Linked DNA regions of Mus musculus: regions 1 and 3 are each linked to region 2. Evidence: chromatin contacts called from ENCODE Hi-C or POLR2A ChIA-PET data. All regions are on one chromosome and are shown on one strand. The core of a region is the stretch at or near the end of the contact, and the rest is flanking DNA. Distances in the headings are between cores, read along the strand shown. Region 1 holds the start of Rsl1 (regulator of sex limited protein 1). Region 2 holds the start of Zfp874b (zinc finger protein 874b). Region 3 holds the start of 4930525G20Rik (RIKEN cDNA 4930525G20 gene).

Region 1 (3,259 bases), core at 280-2,779, 310 kb after region 2:
GCAGGACATTGGTGGGAAGTCAACATGAGAGGCAAAGAGAGGGCTGGATTCCTGATCAGGTTCCAAACAATACAGACTTCCCATTCCCTACCAGCCTGTCTATACTACACAGTGCTTAAAATACATACAACACAGATCACGAAGCAGCAACTCCTAGGTTGGGTCAAGAGTCAAAGAGTCTCTGAGTATGGAGTGAGGATTAAAGACAGGAGAGGCAGAAAAGATGCAGAGCCAAGAAATAGACTTGGGAGGATTGCTGGTCAATACCACAGCAGCCTCGAGTTTATTTTTCACCGCCCTTTTATACCTCATATTACCATGGGAAGCAAAGTTACAAGATAACAGAAACAATGGCAGAAATATACACAATGTCCATAAACTTCCTCAACAAGTCCAAGCCCTGATAATGTCATGTTGACCGGAACCATTTGGGGCCAAGCGGACACTCTCTTTTTAAAAAATTCTCGGGGCTGGTGAAATGGCTCAGCTGTTAAGAGCACCGACTGCTCTTCCAAAGGCCCTGAGTTCAAATCCCAGCAACCACATGGTGGCTCACAACCATCTGTAATGAAATCTGATACCCTCTTCTGGAGTGTCTGAAGACAGCTACAGTGTACTTACATATAATAAATAAATAAATATTTTTTTAAAAATTCTCAACTGTAAAGTAGGGATGGAGGTCCTGTCAAGTTTAGTAAACACAGCCCTCAAGGTGAAACATGGTGTGAGCTCCTTTTGATCCCACTCTGCCTTGTAGACATTCCTGCCTGTGTGTCCACTGCATGTGTTTCTTCAACCCTAGTCCAAGATTTTCCGTGCATTCAGACAGATATGTTGGCTATGTCCCAGAATTCCCCAACACGACAGCTGTTGTAACTCGGATTTTTCCTCTCTTAATTCTTTACTGGCAGCGAAAAATGAACACAGTCAGACCTCAAGGCCATTGCTATAAGCTGGCTACAGAGTACACGGGGACCAGAAACCCTTTTACTCTAAAGACACAAAGGACTCTGGCAGCATCCAGGTGAGATGGGGGCAGCCAGGGACGCGCGCTTCCAGCAATGCAGGTCTGTGAGCTCTGGCACTCTCTCAGGAGCAGGTAGTCAGCTCATCACCATTAGTTTGCAATCTAGTCCTCCACTACCAAGCTGCTCCAGTGTACCAGAGAACCAAGGCAGACTCGGGCTGCTCTCGGTGTTCTAAAGGAAACCTTCACTCAGGACACAATCCCAAAAGGCCAGTCCCCTCACTCCAAAACTGCAGCCTCAGTGGCCCCAGCCAGTTCAGCACAGCCAGTCCTGGCAGCTGCTTCCGCCCTCCCACCCAGTCCTCAAGCGCTCCCTCCAAGACAGAGCCCAGCTCCCGGCACTGAACCCCAGGCTATGCTGCTTCCTGAACCAACCTCCTTGACACAGATCCCGCACAGAGCCCCAGGCTACGCTGCTGCCTGGACCAACCTTCTTGTCAGAGACAACTGGAATAGATAGCCGCATACGATTTCCGCCCAACCTTAAGAAAGACGCACGAGTACAGACCTGAACTCAGAAGGGGATTTCCTGGAAGGCTCCCAGTGGTCACAGTGGTGCGGACTACATCTCCCAGAAGTCTGTGCGAAGGAAATCCCAGAACCCAGGGTGGGTGAAGTCTACTGTTTGGAGAGTTTTGTGGATGGGAACACACAGTTGAAGGTGCAAGGAGGAAGCCTTATCTGCAGAAAAGCTGTGGGTAATGAGATTGGTTTTCGACCCCAGAACCACATCGGAGATGTATGGATTTGAGTCAAGCCTTTGACAGAAACTTTTGGCTTACAAGTCATTTCTAGTAGTAATTTTAATATTACTACTTCCTGGCCGGGGGGGGGGGGACGGGACGGGGGGCACGTTGACTTAGTTGTTCGTTAAATAAACAAAGCAATACACTAACCAACGTGGCAAGGAAAACTAACTTTATAAAATGTTTGAAACCAGCCTTGGCGTTCCTGACTATGCTCCTAGCTCCTCAGTGGCTTTTGACAAATGGACTTGGGATACAAAGCTGGCTTGGTGTCTGCCCCAACAAACTTGTATACTGTTGTTTGTGTTTCTACTTTTTGAATATATAGAAACAATTCCTCCAGGGCATTGCTAATATTACACATACAGAAACACATGCTGTTTGAGCAGGCCAAGGAGGTTGACTCTGAAGATAAAATTTGACATCCCCATGCCACACCCAAGCATGTGTGTATCTAACATTCCTCTAAATCTCTTGTCCTGAGTTAATGCCCCGGACTCTCAGACATTGGAAAGAAGATCAACAAGAAGCCCATGGAGGCATTGATTAAAACCAGCTAACAGGCTACCTATGTCCAACAGAGACTACTACTGTTGATCTGTTGGTAGAAAGGTGTCTGTAATAAAAGCAGGTCACACATCCAGTCATTTCCCCTACTTGTTGTATGCAGGTGAGACATAAATGCACAAGGCTTTGAGTTGTACTGTAGAAACAAGAGTGTACAGAGCACAAACATTTTAAAGTGGTATACACCCTCACCACAATAGTTGAGTAGCCTGCAACTAGGATTTCCTTCTGAGAGCCCTCAGAAATCAGTGTACATGGGGCTGCTAACAAAACAGCCAGGGGATCACATGGAGTCAAAGCCTTGTCCATTCCTTAGATCCTGTGAACTAAAGGCAGGTACTAAAAAATCAGCTGCAGTGGAGTCTACTCCACTGTGGAACACAGACCCAAAGTAGCCTCTAAGACTACATAAGCATAGACTTAAGAGTTCAATCAATGTATTTTACTTATCCATCGAAATATATAGGGTGAGCATACCAAGTGATGATAGGCAATGCACGCTTAGAAACATCGGTACAGAAGATCAAAGAACAAAGGAAAAAAATCTTGAATCCACAAAATTGTGAAAACTTATTGATAAGGTATTAAACACACAATCCCAGTGGCATGGTTTAATCTTTGAATTCTGTATCCACAAAAGGCATGCATTTTAAATCCTTATTATTGAGTATGTGATAGGAAAACATTTGAGAAATTTTTCATCCTTCACAAAGAGCTCTTGGGATGAGTTTCATTAGCATGAGCGTAAGCGATTTGAGATGCACTTAAGTGTAATGTTAGTCTTTCACAATGATTTCATACTTAGGTCTGCAGAAAAGTGCACAGATGTTCAGATGTGTGCAAACATTGCAAAGACTCCAAAGGGACCAAAGGAGCCAAAGGGACTCCATTCTGCCTGAGTTTTATCTAACTGGTCACC
Region 2 (2,945 bases), core at 122-2,621:
ACAATCCAGTTATTATATTTATAAGCAATAAACCTAGATTGGCAGAACTATACTAACTTATCCCCAGCTAGGAGACCGTTGGTTATCTGCAGTTTCTCCTGGTCACGTGGTTCAGCTCCATCTTAGCTGCTGCTTCCTCCTCTCCTGTCATCTCTCCCTCCCCATCTCTCGCTCTCCAAGATCTCCTCTCTCACCTTTCCTCTCCACGGCCCAATCACAGGCTTTTGCTTTTATTGACCAGTAAATGGGGAGAAGATTCACAGGAGAGCACCTGAGTACTTGATCCACCACTCTCCCGGGGGCCACCCCTCTTGAGGATGCAGAATTAACATGAAAATTCAAACAACATCAGGACAACCCACAACACTTACATAAGCTAAAGGTTGAAAATATGGACAAAGGATCTGCGATGGATCTGGGCGATCTTTACTGATAAACAACAGAGAGGAGGACTTTAAAATTGTTCGATACTCCGGAGGCAGAGGCAGGCAGATTTCTGAGTTTGAGGCCAGCCTGGTCTACAAAGTGAGTTCCAGGACAGCCAGGTCTAAACAGAGAAACCCTGTCTCGAAAAATCTAAATAAATAAATAAAATTGTTCGATGATTTAGTCTGTTTCTCTTGACTAACCTCCGACACGAATGGATTCCAATATTCACATGAAAACGATTTCCTGCAGTGGCTTGTGATCTGTGTACGGCTTGTAGTTGATTTCTAGAAGAGCCATTGCACAGGGCATCCAGAGTGATGGCGCTTAAGCCTTGTGGTGATCTCCTGTAAATAATCCGTGATTGTTACCTAAAATCCATGGCATTGTCTTCTTTGGGAATATCAAAAGCTTAGCATAACCTCAGTTATAAAACAATCCTGGTAAACCCGACACATTGGCTGTCAGTCCATCAGAAGCTGATTCCCCGGCGGCTTTTGCTAAAGCTTATCACATCCTGGAGTGTCTCTATCTCTTACCATCTTGGTAACTCAGTACACTGACAAATATTCACACAGGGTGTCAATACAGGAGAACGCGGCTCACTTAAGTATGTGCAGTACTGGGTATTAAGCCAAAGCCTTGAGGCAGTTTCCTCAAATAGCTGTAAATTTCACCGGAAATGAAGAAATTAAGAACTTTGCCAAGAAAATCCTCTGCCCCTTTAAGCTGGACCACAGAAACTGAGGAATGCACTCGGCTCGTTAGAACTGGGCTCAGTTCGTGGCCTCCATGCTTCTTAACTAGGCGACACTAACTAGGTGACAGACATCAATGCAGAAATCCAGGACCATTTTGTAGTACAACTCACTCTCCTAAGACTCCTGCAACGCCATCGCACAGACTTGTGGGAAATGTAGTCTGTAGCACGGTGACGTCACAGATCGGTACTTTGGTAAACAAGAGTTCAGCTTTTGGTAAGCATGTGCGGCTCTTATCCAAAGCTGGGCCAGACTCTGGTCCTGCTGTGCTCTCCCGTTGGATCTCTGACATGGAGGTTGGTCCAGGGTTCAGTCACCCCAGGGTCTGTGCGGGGTGCATAGGTCCGGAGGGAACAGGGACCGGGTGGAATGGAAGCTGGGAGGAGCTGATTTGGAGGAGCTTTCTGGACAGGGCTGGTGAGAGGGCGCTGCGGGGGTTAGTGGGACTGACCTCTGTTTAGACCGACAGAATTCAAGGAATGGAGAAGCTTGTAAGTTCAAGGATTGCCTAGGCAATGTTGGCTGGGTGAAGGTCTTTGCCTGGTCATGGTGATTCTGGGCGTTCACTTTCCAGCTTTCTGGTGGAAGTATTAGCTGGGTCACTCTCACGTGGATGTTACTGGATCGCTCAGTATGTTTAGATAAGAGGAGATCTGGTCCTTTCTGTACTTTATGGCTGTCTGTTACGGAGTTCAGGACCACTGAGAAAGATCACCAAATAAAACTAGGAATTAAAAGGTAAAAAACAAACCAACGAAACAAAACTGCTTTATTTAGAGCCACAATCTCCTTTGCCAGTTTGAGAACTGCTGCAAAAGGGTAGACAGGGGTTGGAATTCTTTAAGTCACAAAACACAGTTGTCTCAACTTGGGATGGTCTGCTTCATAAGGCATTATATTTTTTGTTTGTTTTCTGAGCAAGCACAGCTAAGAGAGATTAAAAAAAGCAGAATGCATGTCCGGTTACTATTGTTTGCTGTTTGTTTTTGTTGCTGTGTTGTACAACGCTCAGTTGGAAATGGAGCTAGTCTTTAATTCATCGCACATGCAGTTATTCTTGTCTTGCTTTGAGGTGACAGAACTTGCTAGGTTCCAGGGTCAGAGTCCTGAAGGGAGCATTGGTGTACGTGATATTTATCCCACTTTCTTTGAAATGAATTGTGGATTTAAAGAAGATTCACTTGGAATAGGAATCCCTCATGGAGGCTGTTCAGTTCCTCACTTGAAAGTAGCTTGACACCCATGTTTGCTAAAAGGATATTGAGCTGTTTCTCTTTTTTTTTTTTTTTTTTTTTTTGGTTTTTTCGAGACAGGGTTTCTCTGTATAGCCCTGGCTGTCCTGGAGCTCACTTTGTAGACCAGGCTGGCCTCGAACTCAGAAATCCGCCTGCCTCTGCCTCCCGAGTGCTGGGATTAAAGCCGTGCGCCACCACGCCCGGCTTGAGCTGTTTCTCAATGGAGGATTAATTAAAATCTTCCTAAGAAAGACAGATTTTAAAAAATTGCCTCCAGGGTTAGGAACCTTAGAGGTTGTAAAGCATGGGATTGTAAAATCTGTCACAAGGTGTTAACAAAGGACACCAGAGGTGCCCTCACTGTAAGATTGCACACACACTGCCTGTTTCAGTTCCTGACCCTTGGTCAAACTCTTTCGTAAATGTACAGTTCAGATTTGTGGATTTTGTGAATGAGCTGTCTGTCCTGACTGACAAACCTGTTGAACCAAACATCTGTATTTACAATAAATTCTCTGGGCTT
Region 3 (2,989 bases), core at 462-2,961, 350 kb before region 2:
CTTCAGACACATCAAAGGTACTCATATGACCTCACAATGGACCCATCTTCAAAGGAAAACAAGGTAAAAGATGCTATAAAACCATGTGGGCTCTATACATTGAAGACAGGTGAAATGTAAAATAAATACATCCACAGAAGCATCCATTTAATGCCATATGCTTATTATAAACCACACAAATAAACAGTTCTCACAACAGAAAGTCCTGGTGAGGGAGAAGGTTCTTGTCAACACTAAATATACACAGCCATGAATGTGAAATTATATGAAAATACAGACTTTAATGAGGTGGCTCTGGCTGTCATCTGGGTTTCTGCATTTGTCCAGAATTCAGCAGCGACACAAAGCACAGTGACAAGGGACAGGAGATGGAGGAGGCAAGGGGTAGAACATTAAAGGAAGAACTCACAGACTAATATCATTCAAGGTTCTGAACATACGGGGAAACCAGCATGCAAAGGACTAATCATACTGAGAATTTAACATAGAACAGAATTCACTGTTCCTTGTCATGTTCCATTTCTGTGTTTTCTCTAATGGGTACTGGTTGATGTTTGTGACATTTCTGAAGTGTGTTTTACACATTTGACAGCATGTATCAGTGTGCTGTAGTTGAGCAGCATGTTTGCTATGCTGTCTAATTATTTCAAAATTTTTTAATTTCTATATTCATGTCTTATTGAATAATGCCCCAGATTGGCCAACGAGAATAGTCATATTATTTTTTTATTTATACATGAAAATATCAGCAGTTTATGTATTAGTGGGGTCCTTTAAAATAATTGTATAGATAAGCTTTGATCATTTTTCTAAGTATTGTTGTGCTCAACTCAAACAGTATGTTATCGGATTCTAAGATGTAGCCCACATGATCCTTATACACATCCAGCATTCAGGGCAACAAGACTGCAAGCTTCTCTCTCTCCCACTGTTCCAGAGCGTCCATTACTCAGGAAGGCCCAGAACCTTGGCTTCCTGACATCAGTAGTCCATGGTAAAAAATATTTGGCCTCCTTCTTCTATAAGTTACAACTCTGTATTTTTAGTTTAAAAATAGCTCAACAATTTCAGTGTGAGATGAGAACATGCTGACACTCTGAGTGTCATGGTGAATAGCTTCAATCCCAAGATGAGGGAGGCAGAGGCAGGAAGATCCCTGTGAGTTCTAGTTCAGCCTGGTCTACAAAGTAAGTTCCATGAGAACCAAGAGAAATTCTGTCTAAAACACAAACACAAAAACAAAAAACAAAAACAAAAAGCAAAACAAAACAACAGGCTGAAATAACCATTGTGGGCCAAGGACACATCCTGTGTTTGGGGATCACTAACATCTCTAGGGCACGAGAGCAGCACGCAGTGTCCAAAGGAAACCATCACCTAGGGCACAATCCTCATCGTCCCGACATGCAACGTCACCTGTCCCAGCCGGTACAGCAAGGCAGGTCCAAGCAGCAGCTTCTGCCCTCCCACCCAGTTCAGTTTCGCTCCCTCTGAGACAGAACCGGGAACAGAGACCCAGGCTATGTTGTTTTCTGAACCAACCTCCACATCACAGACGACAGGAATGTAACGGCCACACAGGACTCTCGCAAAACTTTGGGGAAGACCCCTCTGTTAAGCAAAAACCTAGTGGGGGGTTTACCGGTTAGCTCCCTGTGACGTCACAGTATCCAGACTACATTTCCCAGAAGTCCGTGCGAAGGGATTTCTGTAACCCACCGAAGGTGATTTCTCTGGTTCCAGAATTTGTCCCTGGCAACCCAAGAGAGAGAATAGAAGGAAAGAAGCAGTCTGCAGCACATTCTTGGGGAGTCGGGCTGGTTTTCCCCCCTCCGGATCCACAACAGGAGATAACGTGAATGTGAGTCGAGTCTGTGACAGAAATCTTAGGAGTACAAGTCATTTCTGGGCCATATGTTGTAATTTTAATCTTACTTTAAAAAAGAATCACGCTGACCCTGTTGTGTTTTTAAATAAGGAAGCAATACACTAATGTGGGAAAGAAAATCATCTTAAGATTCATTAATATTTTTTAACTCCCAGCGGCTCTTGATGCCTCTTTGGTTCTCACGCTCACTGAGAATGTCTTGTTGGAGATGGCAGCAAAATTCTCATAAACTTACAAAATATTTGTCCACTCCCATTCCTAGTAGGCTTTCAACTCTGGCACATTTGACATTGTTTTGAATCTCATTATTCATCACGGTCATATCCCATGGTTGAAAATATTGCCAGTATTTTTTCTTTTGGTTTTTCGAGACAGGGTTTCTCTGTATAGCCCTGGCTGTCCTGGAACTCACTTTGTAGACCAGGCTGGCCTCGAACTCAGAAATCCGCCTGCCTCTACCACCCCCACCCCCACCCTCACCCCCCACCCCCCAGTGCTGGGATTAAAGACATGCGCCACCACACATTTTCTCTCCTCACTCACTCATGAGATCCTTGGGTGTTTGCTAAGTGTGCTGTTACCTTAAAGGAACCCCATGCAAGGTGAGTAGATTGGACTTAGTGCTGCTTTTTAGTGCTCACATCCTGAGGTAAGGGAGGCAGGACTTGTCCACCTGTGGTGACTGCAGGAGCCTCCTGAGCAATAGCTGCAGCCTTGGCAGGAGTGGGGCTTCTGGTCTGCACTTCTTTATCTTTCTGAGACCTCAGCCATCAGGAAAGCTAACCAGCCATGGAGGCCAGGAACCAACCTCACTAGGTCCAGGGGTTTGGAGCCATGATTTCTGTGCCAGAGGGTGCCTTACCTGTTTGTTTCTCAAGTTAAGAGAAGCTTTACTGGTTCCTAATGCCTGTTGTCTCTGCTAGAACTCAAAGCCTGCTTCCTCTGAGATAGCACTCCCTCTGTCTCTGAGATTCCTTTGCCTTATGCCTGTGGTCTGCTTTTGTTTCTGCCCCAACGTGCCTAGATTTGGGAGGTGACCTATCCCCCACAGATATCGTAACTACTGGCTATGAATGAAACTATACCCCTGCATTCTCAATT

Evidence for each region. A loop is a pair of places that touch in the nucleus more often than their neighbours do. ChIA-PET counts read pairs that join two places held with the same protein, here RNA polymerase II (POLR2A).
Region 1: a map of heart shows a loop between it and region 2 (1.8-fold over the local background). The contact joins the promoter of Rsl1 here to the promoter of Zfp874b in region 2. A Hi-C loop is called at or near these places in 1 of 37 maps with a recorded cell type or tissue (heart). POLR2A ChIA-PET finds 5 or more read pairs at or near these places in 2 of 5 experiments (Patski and embryonic stem cell).
Region 3: a loop to region 2 is called in a map of gastrocnemius, with 5 times the contacts of the local background. The contact joins the promoter of 4930525G20Rik here to the promoter of Zfp874b in region 2. A Hi-C loop is called at or near these places in 1 of 37 maps with a recorded cell type or tissue (gastrocnemius).

What each region holds. Positions count from the first base shown.
Region 1 is chr13:67,171,452-67,174,710 of GRCm38, reverse strand. It overlaps Rsl1 (regulator of sex limited protein 1), which reads right to left and starts at 1,529. Exons shown (of 4, transcript NM_001013769.1): 1 at 1,458-1,529. The coding sequence starts at 1,493.
Region 2 is chr13:67,482,679-67,485,623 of GRCm38, reverse strand. It overlaps Zfp874b (zinc finger protein 874b), which reads left to right and starts at 1,371. Exons shown (of 4, transcript NM_001076791.2): 1 at 1,371-1,483. The coding sequence starts at 1,478.
Region 3 is chr13:67,829,707-67,832,695 of GRCm38, reverse strand. It overlaps 4930525G20Rik (RIKEN cDNA 4930525G20 gene), which reads left to right and starts at 1,711. Exons shown (of 3, transcript NR_045194.1): 1 at 1,711-1,861. It overlaps Gm10037 (predicted gene 10037), which reads right to left and starts at 1,590. Exons shown (of 4, transcript NM_001309374.1): 1 at 1,543-1,590.